Regions from separate parts of the Homo sapiens genome. Here regions 2 and 3 are each linked to region 1. Evidence: read pairs that join two places in POLR2A ChIA-PET (ENCODE). Cell type or tissue: MCF 10A. All regions are shown on one strand.

Evidence for each region. Peaks named below come from ENCODE experiments on the same cell type or tissue, not always from the same donor. Only the 100,000 strongest peaks of a DNase experiment are listed, where the experiment ranks them.
Region 2: POLR2A ChIA-PET joins it to region 1 with 20 read pairs; 4 of 35 experiments call an interaction of 5 or more read pairs at or near these places.
Region 3: POLR2A ChIA-PET joins it to region 1 with 27 read pairs; 2 of 35 experiments call an interaction of 5 or more read pairs at or near these places.

The regions. Positions count from the first base shown.
Region 1 is chr1:234,653,377-234,661,376 of GRCh38, reverse strand. LOC101927787 (a long non-coding RNA gene) reads right to left here. Exons shown (of 4, transcript NR_125944.1): 2 at 5,913-6,151; 3 at 5,144-5,269; 4 at 453-1,243. LOC124904554 (a long non-coding RNA gene) reads left to right here and starts at 4,180. Exons shown (of 2, transcript XR_007066950.1): 1 at 4,180-4,426. RefSeq lists an enhancer at 3,605-4,804. In MCF 10A, no CTCF peak of the experiment used is centred here; DNase peaks (open chromatin) are centred at 1,656, 3,006 and 4,046.
Region 2 is chr1:235,068,925-235,076,924 of GRCh38, reverse strand. It overlaps LINC01348 (long intergenic non-protein coding RNA 1348), which reads left to right and starts at 7,107. Exons shown (of 4, transcript NR_027454.2): 1 at 7,107-7,521. RefSeq lists an enhancer at 1,405-1,654. In MCF 10A, no CTCF peak of the experiment used is centred here; DNase peaks (open chromatin) are centred at 1,404, 2,184, 3,244, 6,614 and 2 weaker places.
Region 3 is chr1:234,530,029-234,538,028 of GRCh38, reverse strand. It overlaps LINC01354 (long intergenic non-protein coding RNA 1354), which reads left to right and starts at 6,250. Exons shown (of 3, transcript NR_038426.1): 1 at 6,250-6,501; 2 at 6,848-7,003; 3 at 7,687-8,000. RefSeq lists a silencer at 1,952-2,246. In MCF 10A, no CTCF peak of the experiment used is centred here; DNase peaks (open chromatin) are centred at 2,028, 3,878, 4,698 and 5,258.

The sequences.
Region 1 (8,000 bases):
GCTCTGCCTCTGCTTCCTGATCGCCTGCCACAGGGCACTGGGTGGACTGCCAGAAAGACCCTGCCACAGCTCGCCCAGGAACCAGGACAGACCCCGGTGGACGAAGGGCCCCGCACCTTGCAGCCAGCGTCCTGGTGCTCAGAACAATCCAGGCATCTTACAGAACACCATGGTTTGCTCAATCTGTAGGCAAATAGTTACTGTCCATGGGAAAGTATTAGGAACCAGAAAATCATGTTTGTTTTCCTTCTCATTATAAACTTTCAATGGCTCCCCTCTGAATACCATCTAAAGCAGTAAGTAACCTGGTATTTGAGACCTTACACATTTTTATTCAAATCTGTCTTTCATTAATGGGATACTGGCCAAGGCCACCCAGCCTGTACCTTTTACTCATTTATAAAGAAATGGAAAATTCCTTACTGAATGAGTGAATGAATAAATGCATGCAATGGTGGTTGTCTTACACTTTATATAACACGTCCTCTGGATTTACTAATAAAAAATGCTGTAGGCCTCTTCCAGCGGCTTTCCCTCATCCTGGTCTGCATTGCAGGGGCTGTGGCTGCAGCCAACACTGAAGACTGCACGGCACCTGAGGAGACCAACATCTTGTCTTTCAGAGACGAGGGTGATGTCATGAGTCACTTCTTGGTCTTTCCCCTCTCTCTGCGCATGTGGTGTCAGCCGTGGTGCCTGCCAACCCGAAGACAGGACTTGCTACATACGTCAGCAGTGGAAGAGAGCCGAGTTACCCCGAGTTACCAATGGCGAATCCCTATGGGTCCACAGCAACTTCAGTCCTTGCCTCCTCAGAAGAAAGAATTCGACTGAGGGGCGTTAAGGCAGAAAAAGAGAGCAAGTTTCAGAGCAGGAGTGGAAGTTTAGTTAAAAGGCTTTAGAACAGGAAAGAAAGCAAAATTCGCTTGAAAGAGACCCAAGCAGGCGCCTGAAGGTCCAAGAGAGAAAAGAGAGCACAAGAAGACAGTAAAAAAGAGGGTCTTTAACCTTGATCCTGGGACTTCATAGGCTTGCCTCTTTCCCAGGATTCTTCCCTTACAGGGTGGGTTTCCCGCATGCGCAGTGCTCGCCATACCGTTTGGAATGGAGCATGCGCAGTGTGTTTAGGGAGGTCCACGCAGGCCCCTCAGGCTTTCTTCCCTTTTCTGGTGGAGTGGTCATCAAACGTCATCATTTTTTGTCTCTTAACACGCATGCCCAGGAAGTTGCTTCTCCCTGGAGCCTGCATTCGATTAACAGTTTGATGTTAACAGGTGCGGACCATCAGGAAATGGTCTCTTCTGGTGCGGTGGAATTGTCATTTTTAGAGAAGCGATGCGATCATTGCCGAATCATCACCCGAGATTTCTAGTGGGTGATGGAGAGACCTCTCTTCTGCCCCTTTCATGCCTAACTACCTGTAATACATAGAGGGGGCTTGGCTGGGACTTTGGAGTGAATTCAGGGAAGCTGGCCGTGCACAGCTCGGTAGACCACTGAGGATGAGACTTGAGGGTCTCTGGGCCTGCCGGCGGCCCATTGTGGGCAGATCAGTGCGAGGGATCCTCACACTCCGGCTATTACAAAGCTGGACCTTTACCTCTGCTTAAGCAGAAAGAGGCCTGAGCGGGTGACTCATTCTCACTCATCAGAGCATCCGCAGGGCTCCAGCCCTGCCCCAACCTCCCTGTGTCTACTGGGACAGCCTCAAGGCCAAGGGAAGGAACTAAGAGGAAAAAACTCTAGTTTTAAAAACTGAACAGAATTGAGGAGGAGCCTCCTCAGGACCGGTTCTTTCCTCCCCCACTGGCCTCTCTCACCTGCCACCATCAACTTTTAGTCCCTTGAAATGTTCAAGCTGTTTGTCATTCCCTGGGAGCAGCTAGTCCACTGAGCTTCTGCATTTGGGGCTGAGTGACAAGAAATCAAAGGGACGAAATGGGCCAACTCCCTAATCTTACCTCCCTGCATTAAAGTGGAGAATATATGGGAGTAAATAAATGGAAAATACACAGTCAGTTCTTTACCATCACAGTCAATAAGGCAGAATCACTCCAGGAGGAAATGCGGTCTGGGGGACTTCCTTCATCTGAGACACCTAACCTGGGGACAGCTCGGCTCTGTGTCCCACCTCTGCCACCACAGACTCTCTGCCCACTCACTTCTCTGTATTCCCCAAGATCTGGGGTGCTTCATTTGGGTTCCTGGAGAAAGGAGAAATATTTTCTACCTAGAGTGAATATATCTGGTGTCCTTCCAAATAGCTGCAGCCCATGCATTTTTAATAAGAAGGAAGCCCTGATGAATGTCACAAAGCCAATAAATGTGGCCACCACCACGGTGGAGATGTCGTTATACAGCTGTAAAGTGCCTGCAATGTGCAGGGCAGAGCAGAGATTAGACATGTTGCCCACCCAGTGGGCTGATGATCAAAGTGCCTGTGTGTTTCTGTAGGCATTTCCAGTTCAGTTTACATTTTAGAAGAAAATAAATACACTCAGACAACCATCTCCTGTTCTTCTTCTCCCTACCCTCCACCTTCGATAATGGAATAAACTTTTCCCTTCCCCCTCCCTTTTATACTAAAACAGTTCCTTGGAGGTATCAGTGGGGCTGCTTAGGGGCAAAGGCCGCGGATCCCAACTCTGCACCTAGAAACTGGCTGATCCTTGTGACCCGGTCAACTGGGACCCAGTTGCAGCCAAACCTCTCTTCACTCGCCAGCAAGACCTGCAATTGCTCAGTTTCATCCCAGATCCCAGTGGTTCTAGCTAGACTCAGGCCAAAGACTACTTGGGCCTTGTGATGAAAGGCCTTTGGGAAATTAGCACTTTTCCACTGGATTATTGGAGCTGCAGCAACTTGCCTACCTCTGGGATTCTGTTCAGTGCCTGACATCCTGAAGGTTTGCCTGGGCTCCTCCCAGCCCTAGTCTAATCCTGAATGAGCTGGCACTGGCTGGGCAGCCTGGCCTCACCTGGGATCCCTGTTTGGCTTGGCCTTTGTCAAGGAGGCCAGGAGCCTGAGGAACTAGAGGATTAAGCAACAGCTTCCCAGGGGCGAATTCCTGCCTAGCGCCTGGTATCTGGTTTCTGAGCCAAGCAAGGGTGGCTCTGTTTCTGCTGATTCCTCATCGTGGTTGCATGCTACATCCTGATTCTCTATTCCTGCCTGGATATTCCTCCCCAGAAGGAATTAAGTCAAGGGCCCTGAGAGCTGCAGGCCCAGATGTAGCTCTTATATGCAAACACTTCCACTTCTGAATTCTCAGAAGTTACTAAGACCCCTTAGAGCCATGCTGGGGTCCTGTTAGCTCTTCCTCTGGGCCCAACTTAATTGACTTGGCCCGGTGTTATTTTAGACACCCGAAATAGGCAAGTGCTTGGTATCAGGGTGGTTTAAATTTCAGAGGGGCATGGCATGGCATGGCATGTTTGAGGCTGGGACTTATAATGCACAGATAAGAGCCTTCTTTGTTGCTCTAACAGTTTTGCTCATCTTTACCCACCATGTCTCAGATCACCCTGTGGGTGTTGGAGAGTTATGTCTGATTGTTTTTGCACACAGGTTGGAAATGTATGAAAGATAGACTGAATTTCTTGCCTCCTTCCCTAGAGCAAACCTAATAGCTCAGACTACAGCAAGCTGCTGATGTTCTATCTCTGTGAACTAGGAGGTGATAAGCTGAGGAATGCCTGCTCCTATCCCCATTTTTACCTGAGATCCCAGAAACTGGCATGCCCCGTACGCCCTGGGTTTGCCAGGTACAAACCTGTTTAAGCCTGTCCTGTTATACACATGAAAACACCCCCTGCTGTTCTCGAAAGTGAAAGCTGGACAATGAATTATGGAGTTGCCCTGTGTATAGAGGACATCCCATTCATTCTAGCTGTGTTCTTTCCAGACTACAGAGAGCATGTTATGGCTGGGGAAGTTAGGGCTGAGAAAGGGAAGTGACTTGTCTACACTCACATAGTGAGTCAGTAGCAGAACCGTTTAAGAGAATCCAGGGGCTTTGACTAATGTGCTACTCACTCCTGACACCACCCTGGTAAAGGGAGTAGAAAGGACAGGAATAGGTCAGTTGACAACATGTGGTGGAGGAGAGAAGCCTGCGTGCCTATGCATGTGAAATGACGTTAGAAGGCTTCCAAAAGGGCGGGTGCAAAATAATATTGCACAGTGCAATTGATCCTTAGTGGGAGCTCAGGAGCTGTTGGTTGATGAGTGAGTTGATAAGCTACAAGTGCCCACAGGGAGAAGGGAAACATCAAGCAGGATGACCAGGGGGTGCTGCAGAGAGGAAGCAGTGAACTGCCCGCAGCTGGCTGAGCCTGAGCCTGTGATGGGGCCAAGGGTGTGCTGGCACCGTATGGGCGGAAGGACCCGGGCTACCTCTAAGTCTACTGAGGCGTTATTTACCAAGGTGAGGGTTGAGCTGGATTCCGAAAAGGAAATCTGGTAAGGAGAAAGAGGCGAGCCCAGCGTGAAGGAAGGAGGTGTAGGGAGAGTGGGCAGACGAGACGGCCTGGGGCAGAGGGAGATGGAAGAAAAGAAACAAAGAATGTCTGCCCAGCATCCTCATTTTTTTGGTTTTCCGGGAAAATGGTGAAACTCTTGCAAGTGGCGATTACAGAGGGCGGGAGTAGGAGAGAAACCACAGTGATTTTTTTTTTCAGGACCGAAAAAATGTTTTCCCCAAACTAAACAAAGTCAGATTGAGAAATGCAACGTAGTACCTTAGGGACCTGGTGGCTCATTGCTACGTCTTGCCACAGGCGCCGGCCTCAGATGCTCATGGCCGCCTGGGGAGGGGAGGAGGACCCTTAAACTTTTCAAGATCCAAACAGTCATGGTTCTCTTTTTGCAAAATAGTTTTTGTCAGCCTCTTGTAGATAGTGGTGGTCGCACCTTTTGTGAACCACAGCACGACATGTGCCTGGATGCCTCTTCCCCACCTGTTACCTGCCCAGGGAGCCTCACCTGCCTCTTATAGGACAGCTTCATAGCCTGTGACTTCAGTGTGGTCCTCTTACACGGAAAGCCCCCAGTGATGGCTGGTGTTGTTACCTAAAAGGTCATTTCCCTCAGATGACACCAGTGCTTTAGGATCATCAAAGAAACAAAGGAATCTTATACTTACAAGATGAAACTCTGCCTTCAAAAAGGGAGATGCGGCCAAATTCTTCAGGAAAAACCGGAGCTGGGGCCTGGGTGGTCTTGCTGGTATTCCTTCTTTTGTGATTAAATGAAGCCATTCATTTCAGAGCTGCCTTAAAAAATGTAGGAGTCATTCAACCTTCTTCAGCAAATTATACTGATTTTAAATGAACAAAAAAGTCAGCGGCCCTATTCACACACCCCCACCCCTCCCCCATCAGAAATAATGTATCTGATGATGAAAATTACCAACAGCCTGAAAAGAAAAAATCATGGCAACTTCTCAGTTGCACATCGTACTTTCACATTTCTATTTATGTGAAATTCTTATTCTCAACCATCTGATTTTTGTTAACGTTAGGGATCTAGATCTAGTCAGGTCTTGTGCCTGCACACCCCTTTAATTAGCGTGATAACTCAAATTGCTTTCTAATTGAGATGGCTGTGCTTCTGATTCTTATCTGTGGAGCTGGAGGCCTTGGGGCCACCTGCACAGCCCCATTGGCTGAGATTTTATCTGCTAGCACTGCCCTCTCTCCCAGGACTCTGCTGGTCAGGGGCTGAACTCTGAAGCTTCTCCAACCTCAGGTGGAAATCTGAGTTCTTGCCCAGCCCAGAATGCTGGGGGATCTCAGCAGCCTGCCTGGGCACACAAGAGGAGTGGGTGCTGAGCTGGCACAACAATTCTATCCTCCTGTCCTCACCCTGGGATTTCCGATTTGCTGCAGGGTGTGGGAGAACCCAGCTCCCACCTCTGCTAGCTGTGCATAATTACTGAGTGGGGAGGGCATCACTGTCTCAGACAAGAATGAGGGGCTGGCCCACAGTCTCTGCACTTCTCAAGTGGTCTCCGGAGGCACCCGAGGTGGCTGGCTACGATCCTGGGACCTATGTAGTCACTGGTGCCAGTGTCCATGCTGATGACTCTAGCGGCCACCTCTGTCCAGGCAAGGGCTGAATCCCGGCACCAATGTAACTTTTTCCAAGCAGCCTAGATTAGGCAATTGAAAAAAACAAAAACAAATTTTATACTGAGGTAAAGGGACCTTCAGTATAATCCTAGCTTTTATCACATAAATAGAGGTAGGGGGTACCCACCCCACCAAACCAAAAGGATTCATGACACAGTGCAAAGTGCCATGTGCCTTCACAAAGAGAAGGGTCACGTCAATATCAACTCCTACAGCGATTCAACTCTACAGAGACAAATGGTGTTTTAAAAATTCCATTTTATTCATTGGTAGTTTTTCCCTTTTTAACAAAATTGTCTATATTTAAGGCATACAACATGATGTTTTGACATATATATACAGAGTGAAATCGTTACTACAGTCAAGCAAATTAACATATTCATCATCTCGCAGTTATTTTTTGTGTGTGTATGATAAGAACACCTAAAATCTACTCTCTTCACGAATTTCCAGTATACAATATAATATTATTAACTATGCTGTACACCATACCTTTAGATTTATTTATCCTACATTTGCACCCTTTGACCTCTCCCCACTTCTCCCTCTCCCATCCCCAGTAACAGCCATTCTACTGTCTCTTTTCTACTTATTTAACTTCTTTTTTAGATTCCACATATAAGATGAATCACAGTATTTTTCTTTCTGTGGCTGGCTTGTTTCACTTAACATAATGTCCTCCAGGTTCATCCATGTTGTCAAAAATGGCAATATCTACTTTTTAAAGGCTGTGTAATATTCCACTATATGTATATATATGTGCATATGTGTGTGTGTGTGTGTGCATAAAAGCATACTGATTAAGGAAAATGTTCAAGCCATACTGGTCTGTGGTCTGAGTTAGACCATGATTGTATCCTTTCCTTTGGCTGACCTTTACAATCCCTCAATAAGTTGTGCTAACACAGGGAAACTGCTTTTACCAAATCCCTGTGATGAACAATTTCTTTATCCATCCGTCAGTTGATGGACACTTAGGTTGCTTCAATATCTTGGCTATTGTGAATAATACTGCAATGAACATGGGAGAGCAGGTATCTCTGTAAGGTACTGATTTAATTTCCTTTGGGCATATATCCAGCACAGAGATTGCTGAGTCATATGATAGGTAGCTCTATTTTTAGTGTTTTTTTGAGAACCCCCTGCAATTTTTTCCATAATGACTGTCCCGATTTATATTCCTACCAACAGTGTATAAGGGTTCCCTTTTCTCCGCACCCTGTCCAACACTTGTTATCTCTTCTTTTTGGTAATAGTCATCTTGATGGATGTCAGGTGATATCACATTGTGGTTTTGATTTGCATTACTCCGATAATTAGTGATGCTGAGCACCTTTTCATACACCTGCTGGCCATTTTTATGTCTTCGTTGGAGAAATGTCTGTTCAGGTGCTTTGCCCATGTTTTAACTGGGTTATCTGTTCTTGTTGTTGCTTTTGAGTTGTGTGAGTTCCTATATATTTTGTATATTAACCCTGTATCAAATATCATGTTGGTGCAAAAGGAATTGTGGCTTTTGCCATTAAAAGTAATGGCAGAAACTGCCATTAATGCCATTAAAAGTAATGGCAAAAACAGCAATTACTAATATATGGTACACAAATATTCTCTCACAATCCATAGGCTCTATTCTTTTCATTTTGTTGATTGTTTTCCTTGCTGTGTGGAAAATTTTTAATTTGATATAGTCCCACTTATTTATTTTTGCTTTTGTTGCCTGAGGTTTTGATGTAATATTTAAAAAAAAGTCATTGCCAAGGCCAATGCCAAGGAGCTTTCCCCCTGTTTTCTTCTAGGAGTTTCATGGTTTCAGGTCTTAACTTACATCTTAATCTATTTTAAGTTGATTTTTGTGTCTGTTGTAAGATA
Region 2 (8,000 bases), 420 kb before region 1:
CTGCATGTGGGGGGACACTCCCTATGCATACCGTCCAGTGCCTCGATAGGAAGTGGAAAGGCCTATTCACTGCCCAGGTACCAGGCCCTCCAGGCCCCAGTGTTTTGTGAATTTGGAAGGGTTTGTGGCACTGGTTTTGAAGTGGGTCATGTTATGTTTCTGCTGGCATGCTCGGCGTTGCCATGTTTCTCTTTTTGGGCCTTCTTTCTTCCTTTAGAACAAGAGGGTTTTGTTGTCGTTGTTTTTGTTGTCGTTGTTGTTTTAGATGGAGTCTCGATCTGTTGCCCAGGCTGGAGAGCGGTTGCGTGGTCTCGGCTCACTGCAAACTCCGCCTCTCGGGTTCAAGTGATTCTTCTGCCTCAGCCTCCCAAGTAGCTGGGATTACAGGTGCTCGCCACTGTGCATATATATATATATATATGTATATATTTTTAGTAGAGATGGAGTTTTGCCATGTTGGCCAGGCTGGTCTCGAACTCCTGATCTCAAGTAATCCACCTGCCTCGGCCTCCCAAAGTGCTGGGATTACAGGTGTGAGCCACCATGCCTGGCTTTTTTTTTTTAATCTCTTCAATAAATACATATTTCAAAGCTACTGTGCTCACGGCACTGTGCCCAGTCTGCGTACTTTGGTGAGCAAGACAAGCCCCGTCTTCATGGAGTTTTCATTCTAGTGGGGAGTGACAGACATAGGCCAACTCACCCTGCAAATAACTTTCACTTCCAGTGATGACTCCAGCAATGAAGGAATGGTGCAGATTGCTAAGGTGTCCAGCAGGGAAGCCGACTTAGTCTGTGGGAGTGGGTAGAGGGCCCCTGGGATTGCCACCTCACCTCTCGGGGCCTTACCTGTGAAATAGGCTCACCACCATTTGCTTCATAGGGCGACCACGAGTAACGGGTAAAATAATGCACTTTGACTCATGCTGGCTACCCTCATGATTCCTTCCTAATAAAATCTCCAGTGACTAGTCTCTCATATCTACTGTTTCTCTTCTCTTTTGAATAATGTGATTTCACAATTCAACCTTGCCCGGACAAACAGGAAAACCCATTCCAAATTCCAACCTGGCTTTAGAAACATTTTCTTGGAGGGTGGTGGGAAGTGGGATGGGGGTTTGGGAAGGGATGCTCTCCCAGCTCCTTCCTTGCTGTCTCGTTGCCAACTCCAGTTCCCCGGCTTGTGAAGAGTGCGCGTGGGGGGACACGCTCTGATCCTCATACTCCGGGTGCCGCCCACCTGAGACCGCTCTGTCCTCTGGCCACAGCTTCCCAATACTCTGTCTACAGGGAAATATTTTAAAGACTCAGGAAGTGAACTCATTTAAAAAAATGTCCTCCCCCTACTTTTCCAAAACAGTGCAGCCTTCCTGGAAGAAAGCAAACAAAACAAGTGTGACTGTTTAGAAAACGATTGGAAAACCCATTCTGAACAGTATGAGTTTGCATGGCTCTCCTGGGCGGATGTGTCACCCTCGGCTGGGCTTACTCTGGCGTCTGTGTGGAGAGGAGGCAGGGCTGCCCACGCAGTCTTCTCAGAAGAGGCAGCTGATGGCTGAGTGGGGCCTGGGGACCAGTTCCCCTCAAACAACCGCGGGCACCTCACCCTTGCAGACCTCAAACACACAGACAGACACGGATGTGAGTCCACATATGTGTGTGAGGCTGCGTCCAGCTGAAATTAGTACAATGACCTAATCGCCGCCAAGGCGCGGACAACTGCTCTGCGTGTGGTGACTATTTTGGGTTTCTAGGTGTTCGCATGTGATTTGTGGCATTCGCAGTGTTGTTATTAATAACACCGTTGGCTGTGTGGAGGCTGAGGATGAAGCCTTTTCAATTCAGCCATCTGGTCAGAATGCTTCTCCTTTGATGAGGGAAAAAACCTTTGCTGTGTTTCAACTGGAACGCTGCCTCCCAATTAAGGTGACAGCAGATCGCCGAGTCGCCCTGTCTTTGCAGGAAGAGCCAGCCAGGCTCTAAATGCCACTCTGTCCGGGAGGGAGAACGCCTTTCCTATTGATTGTGGTTTGGTATGCAGTTCAGGCACTGGCTCGAAGGGACGCTGGGCCAGGAAAGCCAGCGTGCAGTGTTTACTGGGTTGGCTGCCTTGGCGCTCAGGTTTTCCATTGTCAGGCAGTGACAGTGCTGCTCAGACGCTCTCAGGAGACGTTCCCCTGCTTTCATAACAACGAAGGGCTTTTTTGTTTTCTGACTCATCTTCAGAAGATCTCCCCCACTTCGTTTGAAAGTAAATATAATTAGTAACAGGCAGACATACTGTATATAGCCAGCCCTGCCTATGCAAGAGAGTTATAATTAAACATGCATGCTGTCTGCTGTTCACTGTCTGCTAAAGGCCTTGCTGAAGTCACCTGCAGGGAGAGGGGTTTATCTTGAAGCAGCAGCCTGGGGTGAATGCTGCAGAGAGAGAGAGAGGCCTGTCCCACCTTTGAGTCGAATGTCCAGTCTGAAGCTTAGATTGAGCTGTTGACTAAAGGGGAGGTGTGTCCATCGGCCCTTGGCCTGCCTTCGCCTGGGTTCTTCTCCATTCTCCACCTTGGGCAGCCCTGGGTGACCCTGTGTGGTCAAGGTTGGGGCTGGCCCCTCTTGGAGACAGAGTGATGGTGGCCAAGTATGGTTGTCATAGTAACGAGGTGGCTGCTGCCACTGCTGTCGGCTCAGGAGGCACCTGCCTGCTTGCAGGTTACGATCTGCCCTCCCGAGGCTGGGGAGCCAAGACTACTTGCCTTTGTTCCCAGCTCCCTGCCTGCGATGCTGGCAGCAAAATCTCAGCCCCGCCCGGCAGGGCAGGAGCTCAGGTATGTTATCCCCAGGTGACCCTCGGCCCTTCTTCTTGGCTAAGGGTAGGCTGGGTGTTTGGAGGCCACTGTCCAGGCCCATAGAGAGCTCAGATTCTGCTGAAACCAGTGGCTCAGGCAGCCCCAGGAACACACACACAGCTTGTGGGAAGATTCTGGGACCACGGCACGGCCAATGGCAGGAACACACACACACCTTGTGGGTAGATTCTGGGACCACGGCACGGCCAACGGGCTTTGTGACACAGGCTTGGAGACACAGGAGAAGCTGCTGTGCCTCCTGCTCCTCCGGGGGGTGCGGCGGTGACCGGATGACTAGTTGGCACAGTCCTTCCTTGGCCTGGATCAAATGCAACAGGCGTCATCTGAGCCCCGGGCACCTTTCCCCAAGTTGCTCAAAGTGTTTTCCGAGCAAATAGTTGTTTCATAACACCCGTGAGAAGTAGGTGGGGTGACAAAGCATTCTTTGTCCCTGTCTTGCAGATGGGGGAATTGAAAAGCTTGCCGGTCCTGGTGGTGAGGCCAAGAAAGGGAGAAGGTGCTCTCCTGCCCAGGGCTCTGGGTGTGGAGCACCGGGGCCAACTCGTGCCCCGTCACCAACTCCTGTGGAAATTGGTGCAGCTCCAGCAGAGAAGGAGGCCAAAAGTGGAAGAGGCCCAGGGCTTCTCCCTTAGCACTGGAGGCCTCAGATGCAATGGCAGGAGCTCGGCCGTGGGCCCCACTGTCTGAGGTGTTGAAACTGGCCATTGGCAACTCGAGAGGTGTTGGTGCTCTCCTGCTCAGCTTGCTTGAAGTTACTGGACTCTTGGAGGGGGTCAACAGATGCTTTTTAAGCACCCTGTTCTGGCCCAGGAATTGTTCCATTCCAGTGGTAAATGAGGGGGATGTGGCCCCGCCTTTATGGTGTTCATAGGAGACATAGGAGACAGTCAATACATAAAATTAAGAAGAAATCATTTCAGAGAGTGACATGCTATAAGGACACTAAAAATGCATAATGGGACAGAGATTGGCTAGAGGGGAGGGTAGGAGAGGAGGAACAACTTTTTTATTTTATTTTATTTTATTTTATTTTATTTTATTTTATTTTATTTTATTTTATTTTATTTTATTTTTGAGATGGAGTCTCACTCTGTTGCCCAGGCTGGAGTGCAGTGGCATGATTTCGGCTCACTGCAACCTCTACCTCCCAGGTTCAGCAATTCTCCTGCCTCAGCCTCTTGAGTAGCTGGGATTATAGGCGCCCACCACCATGCCTGGCTAATGTATTTTTAGTAGAGACGGGGTTTCACCATGTTGCTCAGGCAGGTCTTGGACTCCTCACCTCAGGTGATCCACCCCCCTTGGTCTCCCAAAGTGTTAGGATTACAGGTGTGAACCACTGCTCCTGGCTATTTTATTTTTTGAGACAGGGTCTCACTCTGTCTCCTAGGCTGGAGTGCAGTGGTGTGATCATAGCTCACTGCAGCCTCAGACTCCTGGGCTCAAGTGATCCTCCTGGCTCAACTTCCTGAATAGCTGGGACTACAGGTGTGCACCACCATGCCTGGCTAATTTTTAAAAATATTTTTGTAGAGATGGGGTTTTGCTGTGTTGCCCAAGCTGGGAACTCCTGGGCTCAAAGGATCCTCCCACCTGAGCCTCCCAAAGTGCTGGGATTACAGATATGAACCACTGTGCCTGGCTGAGCAAAAATTTTAGATAGGGAATCAGAGAAGGTGTCTGCACGAGCAGCTCCGCAAAGGGCAGAAGGACCCAGACCAGAGGACCAGCATTCCAGCGGGAGGAAACAACTGCGGAAAAGCCCTGAGAGGGGAATGAGGGTGGCCTGTCCAAAGCTTGGGGGAGGACGCTGCTCTTGGATGGTAGCAAGAGAGGATGTGAGGGTGGTGAGCAGGGGTGTGGTCCTGTAGGGAGGACCTTGTGGGTTGTGGGGCCGTGTGTGATTCTGGATGCTAGGGGAGGTGATACATAATTCAGGATTTCTTGGGAAGATGGTGCCCACTGTTTTTGTTTTTGTTTTTTTAAGACAGAGTCTCACTCTGTCACCCAGGCTGGAGTGCAGTAGCACGATCTCAGCTCACGGCAACCTCCGCCTCTTGGGTTCAAGCGATTCTCCTGCCTCAGCCTCCCGAGTAGCTGGGATTACAGGCATCTGAGTCCACTGTTGAACCCACCTACTGTATCTCATTGCAGGCTCAAATAATAGCCATTAATGCAATGTAGGTTCCAATCCCAAGTCTCCAAGCAATGATTTTGGGGCAGAGGTTGTACTATACATACACCTATAGATATTTCTTGGCATCTTATTACAATGCTTTGCAATGTGGCATGGGGTTTGTTTCTCAGATTTTACACAGGAAGTTTAGTTACTGATATATAGGTTGAGCATTCCAAACCAAAAACCCGAAATCCTCCAGAAATTGAAACTTTTTGAGCATCAGCCTGATGTTCAGAGGAAATGTTCATTGGAGCATTACGGATTTTGGATTTTTGGATTTGGGATGCTCAACTGATAAGCATATTATGCAAATATTCCAAAATCCAAAAAAATGCAAACTCCAAAACACTGTGATTCCCAAGCTGTTTATTATTTTTTGAGATGGAGTCTTGCACCGTTACCCAGGCTGGAGTGCAGTGGTGTGATCTCGACTCACTGCAACCGCCATCTCCTGGGTTCAAGTGATTCTTGTGCCTCAACCACCTGAGTAGCTGGGATTACAGATATGCGCCACTACGCCCGGCTAATTTTTGTATTTTTAGTAGAGACAGGGTTTTGCCCTGTTGCCCAGGCTGGTCTTGAACTCCTGGCCCCAAGTGATCCTCCTGCCTGGGCCTCCCAAATTGCTGGGATTACAGGCATGAGCCACTGTGCCTAGCCCCCTAGGTATTTAAATGAGAAGCATATTCAACCTGTACTAGAAACATTGTGTTATGTCTTTCCATGTCCCAGAAATGGATTCAGGGACATCATTTCTATTCCTCATAGAAATGAGCCATCTTTAGGTGTCTGGGCTTGGTGACTTATGCCTGTGATCCCAGCACTTTGGAAGGTTGAGGCAGGAGGATCCCTTGAGCCCAGCCATTTGAGACCAGCCTGGGCAGCACAGTAAGACCCCATCTCTACAAAAGATAAAATTATATCACTTCTCAGCCTTTTAGCTAAGATCAAGTACAAAAAATAAAATTATTAGCCAGGTGTGGTGGTATGCACCTGCAGTCCCAGCTCCTCAGGAGGCTGAGGTGGGAGGATCACCTGAGCCCAGGAGGTTGAGGCTTCAGTGAACCGTGATTGTGCCACTGCACTCCAGCCTGGGTGACAGAGCAAGACCCTGTCTCAAGAAACAAACAAACAAACAAACAAACAAACAAAAAACTCCTTGGGTAATGACCCAGCGGTCACCCATTGTGACCAGTTTTTCCATGGGACTGAACCACTGTCATTTGTCTGGTGCTTTATAACAGCTTACAAAATACTTCTGCAGCCACTTTCTCATTTGCTTTTCCCCAGTGCTCGTAGCGTTATTGGCGATGTATAGATGCAGAAGCTAAGAGAGGTTAAGTCATTTGCCCAAAGTTACGGAGCAAGGGGAGACCTGGACCTAAGCTCCAGTCCTTGGCCTTTGCTCTCAGACTTTCCCAAGTCCCTGCTGTGGGGCCTTTGGTGGCAGCGGGCCAAGGCAGTTCCGGGCACCTGGGCTGACTGTGTGACTGTGAGTTTGGTAAGCCGAGCCTGGCAGGTGTTTGCAATTCCCTGAGCTGGCTCCTGGGAATGCATTCTGTGCCATGCAGGGCCGTGTTGCAACGTGACTAATGGATGAGAAGGTTGAGGAGGAAAGCCATTACTTCACCAATGTGAATCAAGGTCATTCGTCACCTCGGGAAGCACACGGAGCTGCGACGTTCAGGAGGGAGGCACGCTGCTCCCAAGCCAAACCACGATGCAGCCTGGCACCAGTCCCATGCAGCAGGGAGAAGGGGAGTTTCTGGAAGCGAGGATGAGCTGGGCAGCCAGGCCCAGGGCCCTGGCCGTGCATGCATCAGCCCCTCCTGAGAAAAAGAGCTCAAGGACTACATGGGGTCTTACCCACGAGTGGGGCAACGGTGCAGTTTCCAGGAGGCGTTGGCAGGAGCTGACCGGCCACTGACGCTGGCCGGGGTCCCTAGGGGACAGGGACTGGAGGGTCAGCGGCCTCTGACCATCCAGCGTCATCTGAGGAAATCAGGCCAATCGTGAGCCACCAGAGTGTCCTCACCGAGACGGCCTCTCTCCCTAGTATAACAAGCCACATTTGCTGCCTTTCTGGGAGAGTTAGAAGCAAGCCACGTGGGTGACTTCTTTTCAAAGTTCTCTGCCTCAGAGGAGGAAGCCCCATGGGTGGAGGCCAGGCCCGAGGCCATCCTGCTCTGGGCCAGAGCGTGCCTGTGTCTGATGAGCGAGGACATGCCTCGTCTGGCTGAGCCTTCCATTTCACACCGGCAGCTCGAACCCCCCATCACGGCTTCCTTTTGGGCTCCCCTCCTCAGGGGACCGAGCTTGAAATGTGCTTGCCCTTCATCCCTAAGGCCTGCGTCCCTTCCTCAGAGAGGACTAAGCCCCTCTCCCAGTCTTGATGTTCTCCGAGGCCCTTCTTATTCACAGAACCTATCTGGCTTATTTATTCGCTTGCTTGCTTCTGATGTCTTCTCTTACTGAAAGGTAAGTTATGTGGGAGATGGAATCATGCCAGCTTTGGTTCACCATTACATCCTCCACACTTTTCTATTCTGATTTATTTATTTATTTTAGAGTCAGAGTCTTGCTCTGTCGCTCAGGCTGGAGTGCAGTGGCACAATCATAGCTCACTGCAGCCTCAAACTTCTGGACTTAAGTGATCCTCCTGCTTCAGCCTCCTGAGTAACTAAGACTACAGGTGTGCATCACCATGCTTGGCTAATTTAAAAAAATTGTTTTAATACAACAATTAGCTGGACGTGGTAGTGTGAACCTGCAGTGCCAGCCACTGTGGAGGCTGAGGTGGGAGGATCACTTGAGCCCAGGAGATTGAGTCTGCAATGAGCTGAGATCGTACCACTGCATTCCAGCCTGGCAACAGAGTAAGACCCTGTCTCAATTTTTTTTTTTGTAGACGTGGGGTCTCACTATATTGCCCAGGTTGGTCTTGAACTCCTGGACTC
Region 3 (8,000 bases), 120 kb after region 1:
TTGTGTTTCATTTGTAAGCATACCAAATGAAGCCACGGAAGGGGCTGTGAGGATTGCAATGTGGTACACTTTTCTGGGTAAAATGTTCTTAGAGGGGCCACAGCTAAAAGGCAGTCTATTGTTTAACAGGCCTCAATGACAACCATAATAATCAATGTAGTTATTATCATGATTGTCGTCACTGCTAGATCTTACATCTTTGTGGCACTCCGATCACTAGCTAATCAGAGCATTCACCTGGGCCTGGCTTGCCCTATTCTCACTGTCTGTCTTTTTTTTGTCACTTATCACAGACTCCTGCAAGCAGAGTAGCCCTTGGGGAGGTTTCCCCGGGGACCCTTTTCTTTGGCATCCTTAAACAGCTGTCACACTGTCCCAGTTGTTTTTCAAGAAGAAAGTCCCCAGGGTTTTACTGAGGCAGACTTGAACTTGACCTCGTCGTGTTGATTGGTTCACTTTTGCTTCCCCCTGGAAAGAGGGGTGCCAAACCCTGGGTGCCCATGGGTGGATCCTGGCAGCCTTCTACCTTACAGCTCATCACCTGTTTTTTTCTACCCAGAACATGCGTTTGGACATGTAAGGATTTCAGCGGTTCCTGCAAAGCAAACTTCTCTGGAGGAGCCCGAGAGACCTCTTCTGTACAGAATAGCCTTACACCCCATAGGGCAGTCTGTCAGCAATGCATTTGAAAGGGGAGCACATAGGTAATGCATTAGGTAGGGTGGTGTGAGGAAGGGGATCATTCAGCACCTGGTCCTGAATGTTATTTGCCAGGTACTTTTAAATAACTTCTGTTAGCTATTACTCCTAAACATTCTTAGGGAGCGGGTAGGAATTGTCCTCCTTTTGAGAATAAAGAAACCAAGAGACAAATGTCTTCAGGGACACATCCAAGGAGGAAGAAGAGGTGAGAGCCTTTAGTAGTGAGGGTTACCCTTAGCTACCGTCCTCTGTCCTCCTTGGCCCCATGGGCACCCAGGAAACACACTGCGGGGGACGAATTCTGGAGCGTGGCTTTCATCCAGGAATTGTCTAAAACATTAACTGGCTGAAAGACAGGATCTCAGTCATTCTCACACAGCAAACGCAGGCTCAGAGAAGTAAGCTATCCGCAGCAAATCACAGGATGAATTAGCGCCCAATAAGCACGGAGAAAGAAGGCTTCTTCCTCGCCATCCACTCCCCGGGCCAGCTTTGAAGAAAGATATATTTTTAAATGCAAGCCTCGTAGAGAAAATGTTCCCTAGCACGTACCCATAGCCTACTAATGGGGCAGTTGTTGGCAGCTAGTACCATCAGCCCATGCTCAGGATTGTGTTCACAATTTTTATTTCTATTCTCGGCCCCTGGTATATGATAGGGGTTGCTGTCCCTGGAGACTTAGGGGCACTGATGAAAAAGGTTTCAGTAGGTTCTTGCCTTGCTCTCAATTCAAGATTGATTTTGTTCAGACTTTGGGCCTGCAGGCCTGAGGTCATTTACTGAGTTAGTAACCATTTTTGTTTGTTTGTTTGTTTGTTTGTTTTAAATTATTATTCTTCACACAGACTCCATGTAAACTGCCCAATGCTTCCCAGAAGGCTGGCGGCCCCTGCATCGCTCTGAACTGAAGAGGAGCTGAAGTCACAGAAAGCCAGCCACTACTCGATTGCCCAAGAAGCAGTCGTCGCACTGGCCCAGCTTCACAGCGGCTCTCGAGTGCTGAGAAAACCCACTGGAAGGGCTTCCTTTCCCTACTCTGCACATGAGAATAGCCATTCCTGTGTCAGTTTTGCTTCTTTCTGGGCTCTCTGATTAGGATTTATTTCCTTAGCTAGAGAAAATAAAGGGACCTTACAAGGCCTAATTAGAGCGACTCCTCTCTGATGTATTCAAGACACCCTGCTGAATTGGACTGGCAAGTCCCTGTGTATTGTTATTATTGTTGTTTTAAAGAAGCCATTTCTGACCAGGGTGGCTGAAGGAGACGCCCTTTGTCGGCCTCTCATGGTCCTGGCCCTCGCCAAGGGAACTGTTCCTGAACTGCTGTGTTTATTTGAGTTATGTAATATAAACAGCTCCAAGGAGATGGGCTCCTCCACTTTTGTTTTTAGACTCAGCCTCCAGTTGCCCTCTGCAGAGCTTGTCGCTTGGGTGGTTTCCTCCAGCATTCTTTGCTTTGCTGCTGGAGAACAAAATAGCCCTGCCTTGACCCTTCTCGGGGACCAGCCCTTTCCTTTCAATGGCCCAGCAGTGAAAGTGAGGGGCAGCTTATGCTAACCTCCGCCAGGGCTTGAGGGCCCGTCCAAACCCAACAAAGAGGAATCGGGGATGGGTATGACTTTCCCTGTGACTTTTTCACTGATACATGTTTCCTCTAAGTCCAGAGCATCCCCAGAACATTTCAAACATAATCCCACTTTGTATACGGATTCACACCCGATTTTTCAGGAATGCATCCGATGTGTAAAACCCATGACTATAGTTAGGAAGATAAGTTCAAAAGATGTGGTAGATACCAGCCCCGCATTACTTTACTATTCACATCTGCTGAAATCACACATTTTCAAGGCATGTCCTTGCTAATTAGAGCAAGCTCATAGTTTAGCCCCCCAGTGGCTCCACGCAACAGAGAAACACTAAATCTTCTCTCTCTGAGTCTGGCTTGGCACAATGGCATCCGAGGTACAGTGGGATTATAACACATTTTTAGCAATAGGTTTCTTAAAACAACTCTCGAAGTGTTGAGTCTCTTATTCCTTTATTTACACGGTTGTCTTAAAGCAGATAACAAACAGTTTCAGAAGAGTCATTAACTCTGAAATTTCTTATTGCAGGTTCCATCTCCTTCTATAGAATTTCATTTTGCAATATTCCCTCTCGCTCTCGAATCACCCCAACACACATTATCTATCAGGGTCACCCAGCAACCCTGGGGTAAGAAAGATGTCCTTTTCATCTCTTTAGAACTGTGAGTCTGGGGGAGAGGGGATTAGAGAGGTGGGAGGCACAGAGGTTTGGAGAAGCAGGTCCCTGGAGGCCCAGACAGCAGGAATGACCTTGAATGGAGCAAGGGGGAGAATCTGCCAGCCACATTTATTTTCCCATCGGATTCCCGGAAAACTTACAAAATATCTATATTACAGCAATGAGAGGGACCCAAATAGAATTGGAGATTTTTGTATTAAGAAATACTTCAAGATCTACCAGTCGGAGCCCAGTTGGGGCCGCCAACAAAGCCACACAGCATCCTCTTGTCTCTTACAGCCTTTCAGAATCTCTGTGTATTTTTCGAGCAGCAGCAGCAGCAGCAGCTTCCAACTCTTGCACATTTGCTAATTTGCCAAGTCCCCAAAGCTGCCCTGCTGTCTCTTTCTGCATTTCCCTCTTTCAAGGTCAAACTCCAGTGCACCTCAAACTTCCAGTGTTTTTCAGTGCGGTGTGAGCCTCTGCCTGCAGGGCCCCTCCCCTGAAGGGCGGGAGTCGCCAGGGGCCAGGGTCCTTGTGAGGAGCCCAGAGGAAATCTGTGCAGGCCTTGACTTTCTCACACATATTTCAGATGTGCAGGGTTGTGATTGTAAACAGCGTCTTCAGAGCCGGCCTCCCCACCCGTGTCCTGTTCATATCACCCTAGGGGTTCCAGTAATAGGGCGTAAAAGCAAACAAAGAAAAACAGTAATCTGGTGTTCCAATTGCATTTTTTGTTTTTAGAAAATGTTAATGATAGGTTATTTGATTACCCTAGGTTTGGCCCCACGCGCTCTTGATTAAGCACATCTGGTATTTAGTAACAATATAAGTAGCAGGAGTTTTTTTGGCACTTGAAAAGCAGCTCATCCAATGTTGCCATGCAGTTTGGAAACTCGTCAGTGAGGCCAGCCAAACTTGTGGAGATACAAGACTTTTTCTGCAGGCTGGGCAGCTGGCCAGAACTGCTAAAAAATGTGAATTGGCTAAGAACTGCTGCCACGCAAACACTTCTGGAAATTTCTGTGCTTGGGCCTGCCAAATCCATTATGCACAACATGAATTACAAGAGTTTCTATCTCTCCAAGCAGTTGCTTTTTGAGCTTAATTCTCCTATACGCTTTATGAAACGCCACACACACAACCAAAAATGAGAAAAACACCCCCAAATCCACTACCATCCTTTTTTTTTTCTGTCTTTTTCCATTTGGGTTGCCAAGCTCACAGCTTTTCCTGAATTAGGAGAAATAGCCTCAAACTTTGGTTTGAATTACATTAAATCTAAATGTGGGAGGCAATTGTGCTTCCTGGAAATTCTAGAAAGGAAGGATGTTTCGCATCAAGGAGACAGCCTAATATCTAGGTAGGAAAAACAATAAAATGCAACAAAAGAGCTTGGAAGGGGAAAAACATATACGCCCTGTTCATGTCCAGCCGTTGGGATTTTGGCCTTGTGGGAAGATTTTGCTCAGACTAGAAAGAAATGCTGTGAGCGGAATGTGCCTGTCTTGTGCTTAAGACTGCGGCCCTGCTTCGAGATGCACCGAGCCCGACGTCTTGGGTTTCTATTCACATCCCTGCAGACTGTCAACCACATGGGCCATTTTGGAAGCAGGGTGTGCCAAGCAGGTCAAAGGGAGAGCACGCAGGAAAGACAGCCAGTCCTTCCAGTCCAATCCTGCTTCTTCCCATGCCTTCCCTCCCTTCCAGGGCTGAGAAAGGTTTGCATCATGTATTTTCTGAATCCAAATTGAAACTTGTCTTTTGCTGGTGATTCAGATGTGCAGGATTACTCAGACTCTGCCTAGGATTGTTTTGAAGGGCCTGCAGCTCCACTCCTATTCTCCAGAAGCACTGGGATGACATTATTCATAGGGCACACATAATAGCTAATATGAGGTAATCACATTAGCACATTCTGAGACATAAAGTACAGCTAAATCCTTCCAATTCCCACTAGGTGTAATGCTGTCTTGACACACAGCCCTTTTCATGATAACCGTAAGGTCACTTCTCCATCATCCCTCCCCGATCCCTTTATTTTCTGGAGTATCTTTTGTCTTAGATACTCCTGTCAATTTCAGCCAATCAAAATTGACGTATTCTAAGAGCTAGTGGTCCCCACTGTGCCATTCCATCAAGTTGCTACTCGAGCTTGCGTCTCAGTTTCTCTCTCTGTTAGGAGAAAGGTTGTGTTTGCAGGTGGCCATCCTCCCAGGGCATGGCAGAGCCCAGTACGGCAGAAATGTCATGGGATTTGGCATCAGGTTCTGGCTTGGACACTTGTAACTTTGTGTCCTCACTTCTAAAATGGGAACAGGAACGCCTTCCTCACAGCACAGTCATGAGGAACCAAACGTAATGATAATTATGCAACTGCTTTGCAAACAGTAAAGCAATATACGAATACGGCTTGTCATTATTATCTTGCAAGGCCTAATTGTAGAAATCTGACCACTTACGTTACTGTGAACATGATATAGAGAGTGTGGGTCAAGATAGTCAATGCCCGTGCAGAATGCAATGTGGGAATGTATTACAGCTGACACTGCCAAGTGATTGTTGATTTCTGCAGCTGATGCAGGTTGACCTCTCTCAAGAATAATTTTTAAAGTATGTCACTTGCTCCTCTCTTTCTTTCTCTGTCTGACTTTCTGTCTCTGCTTCTCTGTCTCTCTCTGCCTCTCTGTCTCTCTTTCTCTGTCTGTCTCTTTCTTTCTGTCTCTGTTTCTCTGTCTCTCTTCCCCTCTCTCTGTCTCTCTGTCTCTCTGTCTCTGCCTGTTTCTCTGTGCCTCATTGTCTCTCTCTGTCTCTGTCTCTGTGTGTGTGTGTGTGTGTGTGTGTGTGTGTGTGTGTAGGTGTGTGTGTCTTCCTCTCTCCTTTTCTCTCTCTTTTCCTTCAGGAATCAATTGGTAGAAATCACTATTCATATGCCAGTTTACTGTATTGACCTAAGAATGAAGGTGAGGTCGCCAGTGCTAATTAAATTTCCTTTCCCATAGTGAACTGTATCCCAGAACTAGAGTTCACACTAAGCAGTTAAACAGGTTTGGGCATTCGAAAAAAGAAAAAAAAAAGCTGGGGCCCCAAGAAAGCACTCTTGGCCTCATTTCTATTTGGCTCACATTGCCTGTCCTGTTCTTGGCTTAAATTTGGATCACAGGACTCATTTTCTCATTTTCCTTTTCTCATGTTCCTGGATCTTTGTTGTAGAATTGTAGGAAACACAGAGTCAGGAGAGTCAGCCAAAAAGTATTTCTCCCCTCCCTGGAAGGTCTCGGGCCCTGCTCAGACACCACATGCGCAGGGCCGACTGCATTCCCACGGCGACGGCCTCCTGGCCCGCATCATGACTGTTGTTTTCCTCGCGGTGGCCATAGCTTTTGGATTTTACATTCAGATTGGTTCAAGGGGCTTTTTCCTTTCTCTGTTTGAAGGAAGCCACCCTCTCGATCCCCAGTCAGCGTGGCGTCCTCTCAGCAACCCGCTCCTGGTCTTGCTTTGACTCCTGTGCTCCCGGGCTGCCGAGAACACGTCTGGAGCTTTTAAATCAGGGTGAGTCCCAGCCGCCGAGGAAGCACTGAACAAAAAGGCCACCGCTGGGGAGCTGCAGGGGCACAGACGGAGCCTGGGAGCGGGGCTGACCATGGGGAAGAAGGGGAGGTGGGAAAGAAGGCCCGGCCACCTCCACTGCTACAGCCACAGCGACAACAGTAGACAGTGACAGGCCCTGCCTGCCACGCACTGCAGAGTCTGTGGCTCTCCCCTGTTAAGTAAGAGCAGTCGGCGCTGACGTTCAGTGAGGTCATGAGGATACTCACAGAACTTTCTGGAATAAGGGTCAGGCTGCGAAGCATTCCCCAGACATTGTAACATCCAGCCAGTCACTCGTGGCATTTAGCTTTTAGGTTCATCTCTGTGAATAATCATCACAAATATTTACTGAGCATCCTTCATCTCCTGGAAGCCTCGTGGATTATCTTGCTGAATCCTCACCACAGCAGCCCGCTGAGGGAGGTGCTATCATCGTCCCTGTTTTTCAAGGGAGAGAATCAAGGTTTGGGCAGGTGCAGTGACCTGGGGCGGTGCGGGGGGTGGGGGCGGGGTCTATTTCTGGCAGTCCTTCTTACGCTCATCCTGACTTAATAATACTGTTTCTGCATTTACTGCAAAATGGGCTCCCCCAGGGGTTACCCACAGAGACACATTTTCTCTTTTCTCTCCTCCACTCATGAGCTCAGTTGCGTGCTACGTTATCTGCCTTGTCTTCCCAGGCGTACTTTAACTTCTGCAGAGCAGACTGAAACTATGTCCGCCAGGCCAGGGCTTTCATTGCCCCCACCCAACTCTCTCCTGTCCCTGCCCCTACCTCATCCTATCAGCTAGCCGTCAAAAGAGCAACCGGAAAATCCCACACTTTGGTTAATAAAGCTAATATTAGAAAGAATCACTAAAAGTTAAGCTTTAGGGTCGAATCCATTGATAAGTGTTTAATACACTGACCATTTCATCTGATATTTTATTTTTTTAATTTTAAAATTAATTAATTGTTTATTGTTTATTTTTTAGAGACAGGGTGTCACTCCAGAGTGGAGTGTGGTGGTGCAAACATAGCTCACTGCAGCCTCCAACTCCTGGGCTCAAACAATCTTCTTGCTTCAGCCTCCCAAGTAGCTGGGACTACAGGTACATGCCACCACACCTGACTAATTTTTTTTGTTGTTTTTTTGGTTTTTTTAGGGACAAGGTCTTGCTATGTTGCCCAAGCTGATCTTGAACTCCTGGCCTCAAGCAATCCCAATAGTTCGGTCTCCCAAATTGCTGAGATTGTGGGTACAAGCCACTGCACCTGGACTTCTTCTGACATTATAAAGCAAAGAGCATTTTCAAAAGCTGATGCTACTTGTGCATATTCCATATTTGCTGAGCGCTTACTGTGTCCCCATTAAGTGCCAGGCACAGTTTTCAGCACTGCTTTAAAGTGTCTACAAGCTTAGAAAGGGCATAGGCATCTCTTGAAATCCAGTGTTCTAGGGAAAGTTTTTCCTGTGGTT